2 separate regions of the Homo sapiens genome follow, and region 2 is linked to region 1. Evidence: read pairs that join two places in POLR2A ChIA-PET (ENCODE). Cell type or tissue: MCF 10A. All regions are shown on one strand. Links, peaks and the distances in the headings refer to the core of each region. The heading gives the core; the rest is flanking DNA. Region 1 overlaps PPP1R14C (protein phosphatase 1 regulatory inhibitor subunit 14C). Region 2 overlaps LOC105378054 (a long non-coding RNA gene).

Region 1 (4,395 bases), core at 303-4,302:
CCCACCCTCACTGCAGCCTCCTGAAGGCAGAATCTTGTACCTTTGCAGCCCTGGTGACTCTCACACACCTGGCTGCACTTGGGTGTCTCTGCTATGGACTGAATGTTTGTGTCTCCCCAGATTCATAGGTTGAAACGCTAGTCCCCAGAGTGATGGTATTTGGAGGGAGGACTTCGTGGAGGTCATTAGTGTTAGGTGAGGTCGTGAGGGTGGAGGTCCTGTGATGTGATTAATGCCCTTAAAAGGGGAGGAAGGGGCCAGAGCTCGCTCTCACTGCCATGCAAGGGCACAGCGTGAAAGCACAGCAAGAAGATGGAAGACGGCCACCTGTAGACCAGGAGGAGGATGCTGGCACCCTGATCTCAGACCTCCAGCCTCTAGAACTGTGAGACAGAAATGCTTGTTGTTGAGCCACTCAGTCTGTGCTATTTATTTGACTGTCAGTGAGTGACAGTGGCTGCATCTTCTGGTTACATGATGTGCATTTCAGAAATGTGTTCCCAAAATTAAGCATATGAATATAATTTGGCTCTGCCTGTATTGAAAACCTGCTCTTTCACTGTCAACTTGAAGTTATGGTTCTTTTTCCTGGTTATAAATTATAACTATGGAGTCCTTTGAACCTCTGAACTAAAAGGAAGTTGTGGCGTAAGGCACAGATGTATGGGGTAATGAAAGTCTTCAAAGAAAGGGATCACGAGTTACTGCCATTCTCTGTAATTTTAAGTCTTCAGCATGTCCAAGAATTTTGTTTGCACAGGAATTGCTTATTTCTATGTGAGTAGAAATGCTTGTGCAAGGAAGTAGCAAGTGCTTTTCCATCTGTGGATAAGACTTGGAGCAACAGGCTCACACAAGTCTTCACAGAACAAGAATGAAAGCCTGGATTCCTGCCTCTGCTTAAAAGGTTGGGGCCAATACATTCTCACTAGGTTTTTCTTAGTCAGCACTGGCATTTTGGAAATCTGTTCCACTGAGTAAAAGCTTAGAAAAAAGAAGACCAGAACGTGGGTGGGTCTCTAAATCATCACTTTATGGTTGAGGAATAAAGTGATTAAGAAACAGCTTCTTCATTTTGAAAGAATCCACGGGGAAATCTGTGGAAGGAGCTGTGGAGGGCTGGAATATTCATTCACTCACTCATTCATTTATTTGTTCAACAGATAACATAGGGCAGGAAAGGGGTTATAAAAAGCTTCACCCTTTTAAACTGTGTAAGGGAAAAAGTAGAAAAAGTAAAGGAACGAACACTTCACATTATGGCAGAAGAATGGAGGAGACCATATGATTGAAAGCTCTTTGGGGCAGGGACTCTGTCCTGTTCACAGTTGTGTTAGTATATTCCACACAGTTATTTCGTACATAGTGGCTGCATATTTCTTTACTCAAAGTCTGTGTTCAGGAAAGGATATGATAAATTCACTGACATTAGATTGCAAATGACTAAAAACAACTTACTTATCTTTCATTTTAATAGGAAGTCAGATCTTAAGTAAGAGAAAGTAATCTCTTAAGGGCTGGGCTTCAGGAATGAATAAGCCAGGGCAGGATGTATGCTTTGTGGCTGTGGGAACCTTGCTGGCACCTATGAGATTAATTCCTGTCGGCTGTTCCCAGTGTGAGGTAGTGGGAATGGCCCTTGCCTGTGAGCTCCGTCCTAGTCGGGCCACCGCTGACCAGCTAGATGAGCTTGGCAAGTCATTTTCACCAACAGAGTTTGTTTTCAGGTTTTCTTTCTTGATTTGAAAAAAAATGAGGGAGATCTGGGACTTTCTAGCTCTAACCTTTAGATGTTCTATGCTAAAGCCAGGGCTGCACTGGTGAAAGTGAGATGTATCAAAGAAAGGGTGATATTGAAAGCAGGAGAAATAGAAGTGTCTTCCCCTTCAAGGCAAACCTGAGACAAGGATTAGACTAGTTCACCAAAGGGCCATCGAATTTGCAGAGCTAATTTCCTGTAGCTGAAGTGGGAGCGTATCCATCCTGCACTGGGCATGATGTCTTGTGTGAGTGGCTTGGGTAGGGACTAGAACGTAAGGATTAGATTAATAACTTTTTTTTTTAAATCATCTTTTCCTCCTCTGAAACCTCTCCTTAACTATTGGCTTTCAAGTTAAGTTTGGAATCTGACAGCACAGACACTCACAGCCACCATAGCTGCTTTTTCTTTGCATTTAATTGGGTTAACTTTTAAGAAATGGCATGTTTGACTTAAGATTTTTAGGCATATAACCTATAATATTGGCTTTGGGGGGTGCTTTTCTGTTCTTATTATTTGTCCTTTATCTTGGCACCTCATAATTAACTAATGGTGGTATTTATTTTAACTTGAGGGAGGTTCATTTTGAGATATGAAATGAGCATCTGAGAGGGAAAATCACAGCAGCTTTCAGAAGTGAAATTTAACAAGGTGAAATGTACAAATTAGCTTGAATAAGAGCATGACTGAATCTATACTAAGCAAATTACTTTCTGTTGGGGAGTTTATTCCTGGAATGTCTCTTTATAGTTAGTTTTAGGACTAATAGGATGGGATAACAAGAAAAACTTAAGATTTTTTATGGACAGTTCTGGCAGGAAGTGAAAAGCAGAACTTATTCTTTGTAATATTTATTTATTTGGTATAATGATAGAATCATAAAGCACCATCAGATAATCCCATTTGACCCACATAAATACTCAGTGATATAAGTAGCTACTCCATTTTAAAATGAGAAAACGGGGAGGCTCCAAGAGTCTTAGTAACATGCTCAAGTTTAAACTGCCAGTAACAAGAGGAAGACTTGCTTCCTGGAAACTGTGAACATCAGTTGCACCATTTCCCCCCAGATACCTTCCATGTATTCTAGCATGTTTGGCCAATACACTGAGCAAATCTTTTTTGTTTGATTTACTTGATACATTTTCAAATATGCTTCATCTTAGTTGAACAGTTTACAGGATTCTGTTATTTCTCAAGTGAACCATTTACAGGAGTCAGCCATTTCTTAAGAAAAATGCAAATCCTGGCTGGGCACGGTGGCTCACACCTGTAATCCCAGCACTTTGGGAGGCTGAGGCGGGTGGATCACTTGAGGTCAGGAGTTTGAGACCAGCCTGAACAACATGGTAAGACCCCGTCTCTATTTAAAATACAAAAATTAGCCAGGTGTGATGGTGGGCACCTGTAATCCCAGCTACTCAGGAGGCTGAGGCAAGAGAATCGCTTGAACCTGGGAGGCAGAGACCGTAGTGAGCCAAGATCGCACCATTGCACTCCAGCCTGGGTGACAGAGTGAGACTCTGTCTCAAAAAAAAAAAAAAAAAAAAAAAAAAAAGAAAGAAAGAAAAAGAAAAATTCAAATCCATTATCTCTGAAGTAGACACCCCAGTGAGTGAGCTACTTCTTTCTTTCTTTGCCAGGTTTGCATGAGCCGTTGGTCATGGAGTCCTTGCACTCTTGGTCTATCTATTTAGATGGAATTGACTCCATGCTCAATCTCTTTTGAGGTTAAAAGTTAGAAACTCACTTTAAATAAGGCAAGGGATACAGAGTATATATTTTATCTTACATATTTGAAAGCAGCAGATATTATCATTGACATGGTAGAAGTAATGCTTTTTCTAAATACAATGTAAAAAACTATTAATTACTTGGTTTGCTTATGCTAAATGATGTTTTCACTCAAGTCCTTAGCTACTGCCGCCAATCATCTGTTAATATTTTTCTCTTATATTTGTATGTCAATAGCGCACACATTGGTAAAGCCATTTCATTCATTTCTGCTAATGTTAATGGAATTAAATCTGTTTCAAGCCAGGTAGGTGAGGTGTTGAGTTTTCAGATTGGCAGAGATAGCTTTTCTGTTTGGTTCTTATGAGCTAATACTCTACATAACAATTCAAATTAGTCAACTGGTTTTTCTCATGTTTGTGTTGGGGTGTGGCAGCTCTCTGACAAGTCAAAAGAAAATGAGTAATTGATTTGGTGCTAAAACATGATTATGCTTGCTATAATGAAAGCACCCTAGAAATATTAAAACTAAAAAACAACACGTACTATCTCTGTTAGACAAGTGCCTTTTGTTATGTTAAGATATTCCATTTCTTCTTCATGCGAGATGGTTCAGCATTTACTAATCTTATACCAGAAGCAGTTTACATGGAGAGATATTTAGATAATGAAAACTTGTCTGTACTTAGGTAAATGGAAAGGTTGTCACCTGAACTAGCCAGAGACTCCAAAGCATTTAGCTGCCAGTCATGCCTTAAACCTTGGGAACATCCCATGTTAGACTTAGATTAAGAACCCTTTTGGGGTTTCAAAGAGGTGACGGGCTGCATTCAATGGTGAATGATCCCAAGGTTGAGTTAACTCATCACTCTGAAGAAGAACAAAATGAGGAATTTACTTAG
Region 2 (4,395 bases), core at 161-4,160, 140 kb after region 1:
CTGAAACGCACGAGAGCCTGTAAATTCCCCAGGCACAGAACGAGGATGTGAACTGCAGGTAGAAGACCTGGAGGGGGAAGGGAGACTAACGGCACACATGTATGCAAAGAATCAAACGATCTGCCCTTCCGCAGCCTGCAGGCTCCTACCTGTATGGCACCTTCCTGCTCAGCCTCTAGAAACCACACCATCCTCCAGGACCATCCCAACATCTTTGCTGCCCATCCAGCTTGTTCACCTCCTCTGAGCCACTTGTATAGCATATCTGATCTGACTCCATATATTTATGCATTTAAAACTGTATAAATAATTTTAAAAATTTAAAGGACATACTTGAGGACCATCTGAGATACGGAAATGAGAAGCACAGTCCCTGCTGGGGTAAACAGCTGCCCACAGTTGGTTCACACTCTTGGCTGGTCCCCTTCTAAGTGAGTCTAGCCTTAGCCATGTGACTTGTTTGGCCAATGGGACAACAGCAAATGTAACACAAGTAGAGGGTTGAAACGTGCGTGCACATCGAGTCCTGCCCTGTCTTGCTGCTGAAAACTGCTGCCACCACGTGAACAAGACTGGGTTGATCACATGAAGGATAAGAGGTCCTAATTATCCCAGCAATCCACACCATGCCCGCTGAGGCCCCAGAAGCCCAAGGGAGGCCACAGAGACCATCCAGCACTACACAGCTGGCCCAGACCAGAAAATCCTCCCTCAAGGAACTTAAAGAATAGTCCTGAACCTGCAGGAGACAGATGTGTGGGCCAACAGTGACAGAGAGCACAGCAGTTACTTTGTCAGAGGCTTGTGTGGGTCAAGTGTGCAGAGCAGGGGAGCGTGGAGGGGGCCTGTGGGGACAGGAAGGACTGACAGAGGCCACCACATAGGAGCTGAGACCTGCAGAAGGAGCAGACGCTGGCAAGTGTACCAGCAGCAGGAGGATGCTCCCAGTGTTGGAGGACCCCAGATGCAGGTAGACATGAGGCAGACCTTGGCATCTGAGGGCTCTGCAGGAATCGTGTGCTGCTAAGGGGAACCTATGAGATGGGCTCACCCTGAAACAGAGATGCTTCCTGCAGCCTGGCGCGGAAACTCAAGGGAAAGATTGGCCAACTGATTGTTCTCTTAAATATTCGGTTTGACTTTCCAGGTTTTTATTACTTTTTATTACCCACATTTGGTGCGAGGGCAAATCTGTTTATAGACACCATCGGCAGGGCCTTTGTGAGCAAGTCTGGGACTCTGCGAAAAAATTCTTTGGGAGCCAGCAAGGGCATATGTGTATGATATAGACCACCCAGGCACCCACCAGACCCCCAAGTTATTTGTACTTTCATCCTTCCACCCTGCTGGGCAATTTAAAGTGATTCGAGATGAGACTTAAGGTTGTTAGTTATTCAGCTGGTCTTGAAACCACCTTTGCAAAGATTATGACAGTAAGAAAAGTCTAGGTGGCTGACTCCATCTTGCTTCTAGCCTCACAGGCTAGCTGTCCTTGCTCATTCCTGGGCATAGGCCAAGCTAACCACAGGATGAATTTAGTTTATAATTTAGCTTTGAAGCAAGAATGATAATAGTTCCTTCCTAAAATAGATCCCCTCCTGGCTCAGAGACTGACACTGCCTTTGTAAAACTAATGAAAGGCCATGAAATTAGGATTATGGGAGGGGCCGAATTCTGCTAAAATGTAGCTATAATTCCTAGCTGCTCAAGAGTCATGTGGCCACAGATCACAAGACTAGTGACTTCCCCCAATAGCTCCCTAGTAATGTCACTATTGTGGAGCCTAAGATTGGTCTTTTGAAATGTTTTTCAGACTTTTGCATTCTGGTGATCAACAGACTCCACCCAGACCCATGACTCATGACTCAGTCAGTTCTGTGGCCCCACCCAGAGGTGGACTCATTGCACAAGGGCCCTTTTCCACACCCTTATGATTTCATCTCCGACCAATCAGCAGCACCCATTCCCTAGTCCCCTGCCCATGAGACTGTCCATAAAAGCCTAGCCTCTGAGTTCTTGGGAGACTGATGTGAATAATAAACTCTCAAATACTGCTTGGCTAGCCTTGAGATAATTAAACTCTCTACTGCAATACTGCTGTCTCGCAAAAAGGATCCATGGGTATCTATATTCTCTCTCTCTCTTACATTCTCTCTGTCTCTCTCTCTCTATTTTTGCAGTTCCCAGGGAACACTGGAAAATGCAGTTTGTAGGGAAACATCTTTCTTTCCAGCTCTTTTGATGCCAATAGCAACAAAGAGGCCACATGACATGCTCTGTGCTTCTTGGAGCAGAGCCCAGGGTCTAGTGGTTAACAGGGACAACTAAACTGTACTCTTCGGCCATCATATCCAGGATGCCACATACCATGCCTGGAAAAAAGTCCTCACTCATGCTTATTCTTGCTGTCACTCTCATCTCTCTTGACCCCTTCTATGACAGTTCAACACAATTCACACTTTGTTATTGTGTGAAAGAAAAAAAAATTTTTTTTCCTCATGAAGATCTTGAAGAGAGCTGTTTCTGAGCGATCAACCTGACTGTTGCAAGAAGGCATGTGTTGACATGTTGATATGACTGTGCTTTTCTTTCTTTTCATTGTGATTTGCTTAGTGGGGCAGCAGACAGAGAGGTGGGGCAGAGATCCCTGTGATCCTCAGAGGGACTGTGAAGGGCTGGGACTGCTGCCTTAGACCAAGTTTTCTTGTCAATTGCAATGTCTGCGTCAAAATTTTTCTCCAAATGATGGTGGAGATCCAGCACCTCAGCAGCGAGAATTTGCCACGTGAAACATAAACCAAATTATGCAAAACCCATAAGACATGTGAGCCATCTGGGGGATAAGGATGTCTTCCCAACCAAGACTGGAAATTCAGAAGCTAAAATGAAAAAAAGTAGACTTATTTCTAAAATTTAAAATAAATACGAAATTTTTATGGCAAAATGCAACATAAAGTCATCAAGCAGGACATTTGGGGGAAAATGATAATGCAGAGGACAAAGATATTACATTTACACAAAGAGATTTTATAAATCAACAAGGAGAAAAGTATGAATAATTATAGCATTTGTGAACTTATTAGCAACCTAGTAAATATTTTTAAAAAGATTATACCCTATGACTTAACATTCCAGGATATGTGTATGAGGATATTTGCTAAGCTTTATTCAATATGGCAAAGCAAAACAAAACAAAACAAAAAATCTTGAAGCATTTACTGAGCACATTCTGCATGGCAGAAACTGTGTTAAGTCCTCATTCAACTGTTTGAACAGCACAATGAGTCGGCCATTAGACACAGCCCCTTATTAGGATGAGAAACTCTAGACTCAGAGAAGGCAAGCAATTCAGTCAAGATTATACAAAGAAGCTACATGGCAGTAAATGCCAGATATGAAAAAAGATGAAGCTAAAAATGAAAAAAAAAGAATAACATCAAGAAATGTAAAAGACAGAACTAAAACTTAAAGCTAAGGCCAGGAACGGTGGCCCACACCTGTCTTCCCAGCACGTTGGGAGGTTGAGGTAGGCAGATCGTTTGAGCCCAGGAGTTTGAGACCAGCCTGGGCAACATGGTGAAACCCTGTCTCTACAAAAAATACAAAAATTAGGGCTGGGCGCCATGGCTCATGCCTGTAATCCCAGCACTTTGGGAGGCTGAAAGGTCAGGAGATCGAGACCATCCTGGCTAACATGGTGAAACCCCGACTCTACTAAAAATACAAAAAAATTAGCCAGGCGTGGTGGCGGGCGCCTATAGTCCCAGCTACTTTGGAGGCTGAGGCAGGAGAATGGCGTGAACCCAGGAGGCAGAGCTTGCAGTGAGCCGAGATTGCGCCACTGCACTCCAGCCTGGGTGACAGAGTGAGACTCCATATTAAAAAAAAAAAAAAAATTAGCCAAGTGTGGTGGTGCACACCTATGGTCCCAACTACTTGGGAAGCTGAGGTGGGAGTTTTGCTTGAGCCCGGGAGGCAGAGGTTACAATGAACTGAGATCACGTCACTGTACTCCAACCTGGGCAACAGAGCAAGGCTGTCTCAAAAAAAAAAAAAAAAAAAAAGTAGAAGGTAAATACAAAGATAAAAAGCAAAGAACCAGAAAGTAAAAAGCAAGAGAGAAAAATGAGGTTTAGAAATTTCCATTTTCCCTTTGACTTTGTGTCTTAAAAGATAAAAAATAAAGAGATTTAGAATTTTTTTTTAAAAAAAGAATTAAGAAACAAAACAGTAAAACATAAACTAAGAGTGACAATATTTTTTAAAAGAGAAGACAGAGATAAACGAAGAGCTTAAAAAGCATGGGAATAAGAAATAATAAAAGGCTTAGTAAAAAGTTGGCGTGAAAGGTGACCCACCCACGGGCCGAGCCCTACCCATTCACTGAGCCTGGGA

The links. Peaks named below come from ENCODE experiments on the same cell type or tissue, not always from the same donor. Only the 100,000 strongest peaks of a DNase experiment are listed, where the experiment ranks them.
Region 2: POLR2A ChIA-PET joins it to region 1 with 5 read pairs; 2 of 35 experiments call an interaction of 5 or more read pairs at or near these places.

The regions. Positions count from the first base shown.
Region 1 is chr6:150,152,736-150,157,130 of GRCh38, forward strand. The region is part of intron 1 of PPP1R14C (protein phosphatase 1 regulatory inhibitor subunit 14C); the gene reads left to right. Among named protein-coding and RNA genes, the nearest start is that of PPP1R14C, 12 kb to the left of the region's middle. In MCF 10A, for the core only: no CTCF peak of the experiment used is centred there; no DNase peak of the experiment used is centred there.
Region 2 is chr6:150,295,619-150,300,013 of GRCh38, forward strand. The region is part of intron 2 of LOC105378054 (a long non-coding RNA gene); the gene reads left to right. Among named protein-coding and RNA genes, the nearest start is that of IYD, 71 kb to the right of the region's middle. In MCF 10A, for the core only: no CTCF peak of the experiment used is centred there; DNase peaks (open chromatin) are centred at 1,913, 2,293 and 2,553.